Linked DNA regions of Homo sapiens: region 1 is linked to region 2. A link is an interaction called in ENCODE POLR2A ChIA-PET data of the cell type or tissue named here. Cell type or tissue: CD4-positive, alpha-beta T cell. All regions are shown on one strand. Links, peaks and the distances in the headings refer to the core of each region. The heading gives the core; the rest is flanking DNA. Region 1 has its middle 14 kb from the start of SYPL1. Region 2 has its middle 41 kb from the start of SYPL1.

Region 1 (5,379 bases), core at 147-5,146, 55 kb after region 2:
GTATTTAAACCCCTCTGCTTTCTTATTTTTCTTTGTTGATTTTTTCCTCTCCTAGTATGACCAATGGTGAGAAGCCTGAGTTTATTGATTTTGACTAGGAATTTACTGACTTTGACTTTGTAATCAAGGCAGGTGACCACCTTTTTGATGAGGCCTGAGAGAATAAGAAAAGTCCCAATCACCCCACCACCCACCTACGGAAATATATATACACCCCATGCCACTGTCACACTGACCCTGAAATGCCATCATAATACATTCTCTATCTTAGGCTAACGGCTTCATGTTCTAAAATACAAATACCCTGGAGAATTACTGGATTAAATGGTCTATTACAGCATAATGCTTCAATGAGAAATTATCTGAATATTTTTCTCCTGGCAGTAAAAAATAAAATAATGGGAGTTTTAATGGGAGTAGAGCAAGAAAGAGATAGTCTTGGAATCTGGGCACCATCCCAGGAAGACAGACTTAACTAAAGGGAAAAGTTCTAGGCTGCCAAAGAGCTGTAAAAGGGATAGTGAATGCCTGGGAAGTATGATGGAGAAGCTGCTCAGTATTGAAAAAAAGGAAAATGCAAAGCAGAGCTAAGGCAACTTGGATTTATGATACAAGTTAGCTTGGGGAAGACTGAACTCTTAGTATCTTTCATTTCATTATTTGCCAATCATTTGAGAAGAAAAACCTGAACATTTCATACATTCCTTCTAGCATTTACTGATCACTCATATGTACTGGACACTTTGTTAAGTGCTGATCATACAAAGTAGACCTCAAAGAGTTTATTTTAAAGGGAGAGATAGGGCTGGGCGCAGTGGCTCATGCCTGTAATCCCAACACTTTGGAAGGCCAAGGCAGGTGGATTGCTTGAGCTCTGTAGTTTGAGTCCAGCCTGGGCAACATGGTGAAACCCCATCTCTACAAAAAATACAAAAATTAGCTGGGTGTGGTGGCCTGAGCTTGTAGTCCTAGCTACTTGGGAGGCTGAAGTGGGAGGATGGCTTGAGCCCAGGAGGTGGAGGTTGCAGTGAGCCAAGATCACACCACTGCACTCCAGCCTGCGTGACAGACCCAGGCCCTGTCTCAATAGAATAGAATAAAATAAAATAAAATAAAATAAAATAAAGGGAAAGATAGGACAAAAACTATATATATTTTCAAGTTGTGATAAGTGCAGTGAAGAACACAAAACGTGCTTTTTATATATATTTTTTTGTTTTCTGCTTTACAATTAGATTGCCCTGCAAAATCTATGGCAAAACAGAGAAAAATTGGTAAGGGCTGCAGTCTTCATAATCTACATAAAAACTATGATTGACTCAGGTCCTGTAGGAGGAAATTTCTGGGGATAATCCTGTGACACTCTCAGTACTCTTTGAAATTCTATAGAGCAAAGAGCTTGTGGAGTCTGGCAGGAAGAGCAACGAAGGTGAAGGTGAAGACATTGAGCTGGAATCCGGACAACTATGTCCGCAAAACCAAGTTGGACTTACAGATTATTCCAAGAAACTGTGATCCTACCTTACATCCTTTTGAGGTCCTGCAAGAATGTGTAAGAGTTTTAAATGCTACCAAACTGGAAGGAGTATTTGCAAAACCATGCCTGGCTTGGCTGGATGGTCACGAGATGGAGTGAGTTGCTTGGCAAAGCATCCAAAGATCCTGGCTACTCTCCTTTCTAGGGGATGTGATGGAGCAGTTAGAATTTGGAACCTGACTCAGCTGAAATGTATCCGTATAATACAAGCACATGAAGGTTTTGTACAGGGAATACGTGCTCACTTTTGTGGGACTTCTTTTTTCACTGTTGGTGATGACAAAACTGTGAAGCAGTGGAAAATGGATGGGCCAGGCTACGGAGAGGAGGAAGGGCCATTACATACAATATTAGGAAAGACAGTGTATACTGGGATTGATCATCACTGGAAAGAAGCTGTTTTTGCCACATGTGGACAGCAAGTAGACATTTGGGATGAACAAATAACTAATCCTATAAGTTCAATGACCTGGAGATTTGACAGTATAAGTAGTGGTAAATTTAATGCAATTGAGACATTTATCTTGGGAAGTTGTGCTTCCGACAGGACTACAGTACTGTATGATATGAGGCAAGCTACTCCTCTGAAAAAGGTTATCTTAGATATGAGAACAAATACAGTCTGTTGAAACCCTATGGAAGCTTTCATTTTTATGGCAGCAAATGATGATTATAACTTATTTACTTTTGATATGCGTGCACTCATGTAATGGTCCATATGGATCATGTATCTGCAGTGCTTGATGTGGATTACTCTCCCACTGGGAAAGAGTTTGTGTCTGCTAGTTTCAATAAATCTATTTGAATCTTTCCTGTAGATAAAAGTCAAAGCAGGGAGGTATATCACACAAAGTGAAAGCAACATGTTATGTGTGTAAAATGGACTTCTGACAGCAAGTATATTATGTATGGATCTGATGAAATGAACAGTTACCTATGGAAAGCTAATGCTTCTGCAAAATTTGGTATGCTTACATCACAAGAAAAAGCAGCCAAGTATTATAACCAGAAACTGAAGGAGAAATTTCAGCGTCATCCTCATATACAACCGATAGCTCGTCATTGACATCTACCAAATTCTGTCTACAGCCCAATTCAGGAACAGTGCATCATGAAAGAAGCTTGTCGATGAGAGGAAGTGAATCACGTTAAACACAGCAAGCCTGGATCTGTGCCAATTGTGTCAGAGAAGAAGAAACACATAGTGGCAGTTGTAAAATAATATTTGGTATTCCTAACAATCCTGATGTATAATTAGTTGTTACTTTGATTTGAGAACTCTACAAATAAAAGTGCTGGGACTAGATTAATGGTAAACATTTCAGTTATGTATGTAGAGCTTTATTGTTGCTCCTTTTAGCTACCCTGATAAATGATTCTTAAAGGTGGCCTAGTTGATAAGACTGTCGTTTTATCCTTAATCTGTGTTCTTCTTTCATTGAAGGATACAGTACTTACAGTACTAGAAACTAACTCATTTTTTCCTGATTTTTTTTTTTTTTTTTTTTTTTTTTTAGACAGAGTCTTGCTCGGTCGCCTGAGCTGGAGTGCAGTGGCGCAATCTCGGCTCACTGCAACCTCCGTCTCCCAGGTTCAAGCAATTCTCCTGCCTCTGCCTCCCGAGTAGTTGGGACTACAAGTGCTAATTTTTGTGTTTTCAGTAGAGACAGGGTTTCACCATGTTGGTCAGGCTGGTCTTGAACTCCTGACCTCGTTATCCTCCCGCCTCGTCCTCCCAAAGTGCTGGGATTACAGGTGTGAGCCACTGCACCCAGCCATTTTTTCCTGCCTTTTGTTTTTGGAGATGGTGTCTCGCTCTTGTTGCCCAGGCTTGAGTGCAATGGTGCGATCTTGGCTCACTGCAACCTCCACCTCCTGGGTTCAAGCGATTCTCCTGCCTTAGCCTCCTGAGTAGCAGGCACCTGACACCATGTCAGGCTAATTTTTTTTTTCTTTTTTGTATTTTTAGTAGAGACAGGGTTTCATTATGTTGGCCAGGCTGGTCTCGAACTCCTGACCTCATGATCTGCCCGCCTTGGCCTCCCAAAGTGCTGGGATTACAGGCGTGAGCCACCATACCCGGCCTTTTTTCCTTTACAGATATACTTACTTTCTCTCTGATCTATTATTGTAGACACTGTACATTCAAATTGACATTTAAGACCCAACATTTCTTCTGATACCTTTAATATTACTTTGAAAATGATTGCAATGATGTTTCTTCCTATGATTCCACATAACATTTAGAAGAATGATGTCAACTGCTTATAACTGAATTTATTTCTAGTGCTTTATTTTTATTTGGCTTTTTGACTCTTTCAAAACAATCAACCTGCATTTATATAACTTTTATAAATAATATTATAATTTGGGTCAAGTTAAGATAATAAAACTTCCTTTCACCATTGAAAAAAAAAGAGAAATTCTGTAGACTCAACATTCTAAACACTGAGGGGCTCCTCAGAGCCAATTCTAATAATTAAACAGGTGTGATTAACTGCTGCCTGTGTGGTTTAATGTTAAACCCTACCTTCTGTTTGCTATGCCCACCCACTATACGATGCCCACCCTCCTGTTATATATCCCAAAATTCCAGGCTTGAGAATTCTAATAGACTGGCCTGAGAAGAAGAAAACAGGGAAATGTGATTAGTCATGAAGCAGCTGGTGACAAGGAGAGAGGAATGAGGAATATGCCCAGAGCCGTGGAAATAAACTAACAAGAAAACTGACTGAAGATGCTCCACGTAGGAGAGTGAATTCGCACCATTTCAACATCAGTAACTTAGGTAATGAGAAGAGGGAGAGTGGTGAACAGAATTCCTTTTAAGTTTAATAGTGTGGGGGCTGCATGCAGTGGCTCATGCCTGTAATCCCAGCACTTTGGGAGGATTGCTTGAGCCCAGGAATTTGAGACCATCTTGGGGAACATGGCAAGACCTTATCTCACTAAACACACACACACACACACACACACACACACACACATTAGCTGGGCACAGTGGTGCATGCCTGTAGTCCTAGCTACTTGGGAGGCTGAGGTGGGAGGATTGCTTGAGCCTGGGAGGTCAAGACTGTAGTGAGCTGTGATTGCATCACTGCACTCCAACCTGGGTGACAAAGCAAGACCCTGTCTCAAAAAAAAAAAAAAAAAAAAAAAAGCATAGCATGGGGATCCCATGCACGAAACTCCAAAGTAAGCCCTTGAGGACTTGTTGCTCAGTGTTAAGGTGGTACTATAAATATGTACTATGCATGCATAGTCCTAAACACTTACTTAGCAAAGCATGTGATTCCTAAAGCCATTAGAAGTAAGAAGACAGGGAGATAACTTAATGTTATTTTTATATTAAAAGTTTAATTGTACTATCATTAATAGAATACCAAGGAACTATGTAAAATATGTCTATGCCTTGTTCTCATGTACCTACTAGTGAAAGAGGCAGGAGAATTAATTAGAGCAATCAAATAAAACTATCTCCTCAGGTCTTTTAGTGGCACACATTTTTGTCTGCCCAGCATTCCTTGTGGGAAACATGCTCCTCCTCCAACACTCCAAAGTATTCCTGGTCATGTGGTTTGGGCCAGGGATAGTATGTGATGTAGGCTCAGCCAATCAGTATATTTTATTCCTCTCATCACAGTGACTGGCTCATGAAGGAGTATGTAATATATGACGGACCATTTGAAAGTCTCTGGGTGTTTTACCAGAGACTTTCCAGAAAAATGTCCCTTTTTTGGATCATAGGCTCTAAAATCTCTAGAGGTCTGGAACAGCCAGGATCCATCCATCTTGCTGCTACATAGAGGGGGCTAACTTGAAGATGAAGCAAAGTAGACGCA
Region 2 (5,379 bases), core at 201-5,200:
TGATGTGGTATACATGTGAAAGACAGAAAAGCAAGATAGGAGACAGGGAGTGATGTGGGATTCTGTGTCAGCTGGGATGGTTAAGGAAGGCCATTCTAATGAGATCACATTTGGGCAGAAGCCTGAAGGAAGAGGCTGCTTGCCACCCCACACAGCAAGGGTGTGCCACAGTCATCTGCTCTCCTGGCAGTTCCGAGAGCAGGCTGGGCTCCCCTAGGCCTCTGGGCCTGTGCACGCACACTTCCTCTCCCTGCAGCATTCCATACCATCAAGAACTGAGATCTTATCTCATGTGCAGGTAATAATCACACATGCCAAAATTTCACGGATGTTGGTAGAAGACATGAGGCTCCTGGGTCAGAGAAGAAGGACAGTTTCTTCACTTCCAGTAATAGTAACAGCCAGAGTGGCAGCATTTTTGCACTGGTTTTCTGACCCCAGGTGACCCAACACCACCATTCAGTGAGATAGATGAAGTCTAAATAAGAGAGTAAACCATTGTGGAAGGCATTGAAACCATAAAAAGTAAGATGAGAACAGTTGAGAAAAAGACACTTAGAATTGACTGCAACATTTACAGAGTTTTGGTGTCAGCAGAGGCCTTAGTATTAGGTGATGGAAGCCCGCCACTGTAAGGTTCCCGCCCTTGAGAATCTGCTCAGGACCAGCTGGTGAGATGGACGTGTCAGCAGATAAATTGCAAGGCTGTGCTCTCAAGCTCTAGTGCACAAAGGACTATGGGAGCCCATAGAATGGGTAGGAGGAGGCCATTCAAGCTAAATCTTGACAGATGGGCAGGAATTCATCAGAAAGACTTAAATATTGGTCTTGAAAATAGCACTGCATACAAGAAAAAAACACATGCATTTATGAGGCAAGAGTCCCTGAAGTTTCACATTTACACAAAATGATGTGTGTCTTTTGGTGGGGGAAGCGGATGTGAAATTCCCTACAGATAAGCCCAGGCTAGCTGACCAGATGAGGTGAGATTTCTTTCAGGTACTGCCTAAGCAATCAATGGCCAGAGAGGGCTGCGGGGCTGGGCTGCTGGGCTGCGAGGCTGCTGGGTGCTGAGGGAGCAGGGGGAATGTTCCCTGGGGTGTGGCTGGCCATGGTGCTCGCCATCCTGGAACAAATCAACTGAGGCGCAAATCTGCAGCACCTTTGCCACAGCCAGAATCCACGGTGGTTCCTCCGTGAGCACATGCCCTGAATTCCACCTGGCCTGTGCGTCATGCTCAGTTGGCAGGATATCAGAACCAATGCTGCCAACACCAGACTCTCCACGTGCGGAGCAATTTATGAAACCCTGGGGCCAGCAATGGCCACCTTTGCATCCTGGAGTTAGGATGACCCTGACACATCCCAGCCCCAGCATACACCACCGCGCTGCCCTGAGGCTGGGCTCTACCTTTTGAGAGCTACTGAGCTCTGCAGAGATGTGGGTGAAGGGAGCCACAGACATATCAGTCTGGCAGGGGCTTAGAGTCACTGCTCTAACTGCCTATCTGGCAGGTGAAGAAACAGAGGCCAGGGCAGGCAAGCCCTGACCAGGGCAGTGTACCTGCTTGGTAGACGAGTTCTCTCCTTCCCCCAGTGCAGTGCCTACTGTCTCTCTTTAGCTGTGCCTAGCTGGGTTGGGGTCTTTTCTCTGGGCTTCCCTAACCACTCCTGCTGACCCCTATCTGAGCTCCAACTTCTCCCTGGAAACCACGCATTAACCTATTACCTCCTCGCTACACTGTGAGTTCCTGAGAGGGGCTTGCGTCTTTCTCATCTGGCAGTTGGCCAGAGCCCCATAAGTACACTCAAGTTGAATGAGCGATTAAATGGGTGACTGCAACAAGCCTGGGCAGGAATGGGTAGTGCTCTTTTTGGTCATGGCTTCTTAAACACAAACAAGGTGGGCTTCATTGGGCCTTATTTCAGAAAAAAATATTCGTCTTATTATAAAAAGTAATGTTTGGCCAGGCACAGTGGCTCAAACCTATAGTTTCAGCACTTTGGGCGGCCAAGGTGGGAAGATTGCTTGGGCCCAGGAGTTTGAGACCAGCCTGGGCAACATAGTGAGACCCTGTCTCTTAAAAAAAAAAAAAAGTTAGCTATGGTGTTGCATGCTTGTGGTCCCAGCTACTTGGGAGGCTAAAGCAGGAGGATCACTGGAGCCCAGGAGTTGGAGGCTGTAGTGAACCATGACTGTGCCACTGCACTCCAGCCTGGGCGACAGAGAAGACCCTGTCTCAAAAAACAAGTAAGTAAAGCAAAATAAAAAGTAATGTTTGACTTGAACTTACAAGTTAAAGAACTGATGAGTCGATTGTGCTGTTTTGATTCTGTGGCTCCTGTCATCCGTCTCACTCTACCTCCCAGCGACACAGTCCTGTCCTCCTAGATACATGTACCCTAGCTTGAGAAGTGGGACTGCGGGAAGCTGGGCCAACCAGGTGGCTTATTCACTGTCTGCTGGGGCAGGAGGCAGGGCAGGGGCAGGAGGGAGGCAACCCCAGCCTGTGCCCGGCTTCCCCGAGGCGTGTGCCTTGTGCGGCTGCTGAAGGAGTGACTCCTGAGGAAACCAGCTTTTCCAGGGAGGCAAGGGATGGGAGAAGAGGGTGGAGAAGGAAGTGGTCACACCACTTGCCTTCTGCCAATACTGTCCCTTTCTTACGCGTTAACCTTCCACTCTGAGCTATGACACTTTCAGTACTAGTGTGGTAAGTTCTACAGGAAACAGGAAACATGGTTTAACAGACATCCCTTTAAGCTTTAAGTGTAGCCCAGGCCCTGTTCTAGCTAGAATGAAGTTTTGCATAATGAATAGATACCAGATTCCCCTGAAGGGCTCTTGCCCCAGAGACTCTCAGTGGCCCACGTTCACAGGTACTTGCAGGCATGCATATATGCTTCTCACCTCTTAGGAAATGGCCTTTGCAGGCATGAAAAAACAAATACCTCAAGTTCCCTTCCTGAGCCTCTTAGGCAACATGAAAAAACTACATACCAATCCCGAGAATGGAAGCTGGTTTGGAGTTTCACCTCACAAAAAGCTGGCCCCACCATGCTCACCCAAATGGCAGATTTATGAAGGTTCTGTTTGACAAGAGCAAAGGATCCACTTTGAGCAGCTCTGGGCCTATGGAAGGCAAGGTGTTCATGTTTAAGCACAAAGGTAAACAGAGCATAGCAGCAGGTTACAGAGATCATTTATTTTCCCGCTGATGACAGACATGAGCTCTGGCCCAGGGCCCAAACTTCTTATCCTTGAAAAACACATTTTACAGATTGCCGGCAGAGACAGCCAACCCAGATTAAGCTGCCAGACCTAACTATTTTAGATCTTCCTCCTACTCCTCTGGAAAAAAAAAATATAAGATAACGATTTTTGTCCCTGAAAAACAATGAGAGGAACTAAAGGAAAGCCCGGGCTCTATTCTTAGGGGTCTGCTGCCCTCCAGAAAGCCCAGCGTACAACTTCAGGCAGGCCCATGACACGCCAAGTGTTTGCATTTTGGAAGAATCCTAATAGAATTCCTTCAAGTGGCAGATTCCTGAGGACATTTCAGGATTTATTTACAGATCGTTAACTTACTTGTCACAGAAACCGAAGGGCAGGGAAATTTTGAGCTGACATTTTGGAATGCCACCCTCAAAGGGTGATCAACCAGAAATAAAGATAAAGTGCCTTTGAAATGATAAATATGAAGTAATGGGGACAAGGATTTGTTTCATAGGCACCGTTTCAGAAAAACATCTCTAATGTAAAGTGAAGCCCAGAAGTATATTTTACCTGCTCTTCACTGACTATGTAATTAATGTTTCAGTGACTGACAATTCTCACTTATCACCATAAATTTTTTTCTAGAAATTGCCACATAAATTGGAGCATCATAAAACAGGTTTCTGCAAACTGGTTTGTATGTTTTTTATCATAATAATGAGGTTATAGCCGGGTGCATTGGCTCACGCCTGTAATCCCAGCACTTTGGGAAGCTGAGGTGGGTGGATCACCTGATGTTAGGAGTTTGAGACCAGCCTGGCTAACATGGTGAAACCCTGTCTCTACTGAAAATACAAAAATTAGCCAGGCGTGGTGGCTTGCGCCTGTAATCCCAGCTACTTAGGAGGCGGAGGCAGGAGAATTGCTTGAATCCAGGAGGCAGAGGTTGCAGTGAGCTAAGATCTTGCCATTGCACTCCAGCCTAGGCAACAAGACTGAAACTTCCTCTCAAAACAAACAAACAAACAAACAAACAAATAATGAAGTTATAAATTTGGACTTACATTCTGGGTTAGGGACTTGACATCAAGCACATCAGATATGATTTGATAATTTCTGTCAGGAATGCAATAATAAAATAGCTCTAAACTCCGTGGTCATTATAAATAGTAAACTCATGCTCCAAGCACTATAAAATGGGCATGGGCGCACTGTCTGCATCCCACTGGTTTCCTGTTACCCCACCTGCTGCCTCTTGCTTGACCATGGGCTGTTGATGGAAACTGAGGACTAAACTTATAAGGCCCACCAAGCTTATCTTGCCTTGCTTGCTTTTAGCCGCTTGCTTCTAGCTGATTTTAAAATCCATATAGCTAAATAATATATATCTGCCAGTAGCTTCCTTATAGTTAACAACTCTAAGGCATTGCTCACCATGGTAACAGTTGTTTTTCAGGAAGTGGGGGTCAGTCCTTGTCCACTTCAAACCAGCTGAGACCACCAGCCCTTCAACTGGACCTGTGTGAATGTCCAGTTGATATGGACAGGAGACAGGGAAATACTGGGTAGAAGAGGGTGGTTCCCTGGCAAAGGCCCCACCCTAAAGCCTGGAAACCTGCAGCCTGGAATGAGAACAAGCATTCCTGTTTTCATGCCCAAATGTTGCCTTTTGGTCTGGAACGCCCCCTATCCTGTAGTCATATAAACCCTAAGCCCCAGGCTCTACAAGCAGATGAGCAGACAAACAGAAGAGCAGAAGAGCTGCAGAACGGCGTGGCAGAGAAGGAGAGTAAAGAAGGAGCATCTGAACATCAAGAGGAGTTTGGCTGGGGCAGTCAGGGAGGAGAGATAGGCCATTGGACAGCCAAACTCCAGGGAAAGGTCATTTTCCCACTCCATCCGCTTTCCGGCTCCCTGCTGACAGCCACCTCCACCACTCAATAAAACCCCCACATTCACCATCCTTCAAGTCTGTGTGTGATCTGATTCTCCCTGGACACTGGACAAGAATCCAGGTACCAAGACGGCACTGAGCTGTTTAACATTTAAGCCATCTGCGGATGGCAGAGCTAAAAGAGGACTGTAGCTCATCCACTGGGGCTTCAGGAGTTGCAGGCTCCTACCCCTAGACACCACTGGTGGGCCGGTGCCCAAAAGCGCTCACC

The links. ChIA-PET counts read pairs that join two places held together with the same protein. Peaks named below come from ENCODE experiments on the same cell type or tissue, not always from the same donor. Only the 100,000 strongest peaks of a DNase experiment are listed, where the experiment ranks them.
Region 1: POLR2A ChIA-PET joins it to region 2 with 14 read pairs; 31 of 35 experiments call an interaction of 5 or more read pairs at or near these places.

What each region holds. Positions count from the first base shown.
Region 1 is chr7:106,123,942-106,129,320 of GRCh38, forward strand. It overlaps the pseudogene DCAF13P1. Among named protein-coding and RNA genes, the nearest start is that of SYPL1, 14 kb to the left of the region's middle. In CD4-positive, alpha-beta T cell, for the core only: no CTCF peak of the experiment used is centred there; a DNase peak (open chromatin) is centred at 2,680.
Region 2 is chr7:106,069,005-106,074,383 of GRCh38, forward strand. No RefSeq gene overlaps it. Among named protein-coding and RNA genes, the nearest start is that of SYPL1, 41 kb to the right of the region's middle. RefSeq lists an enhancer at 3,079-3,373. In CD4-positive, alpha-beta T cell, for the core only: no CTCF peak of the experiment used is centred there; a DNase peak (open chromatin) is centred at 2,727; H3K4me3 peaks cover 877 bases; H3K27ac peaks cover 2,170 bases.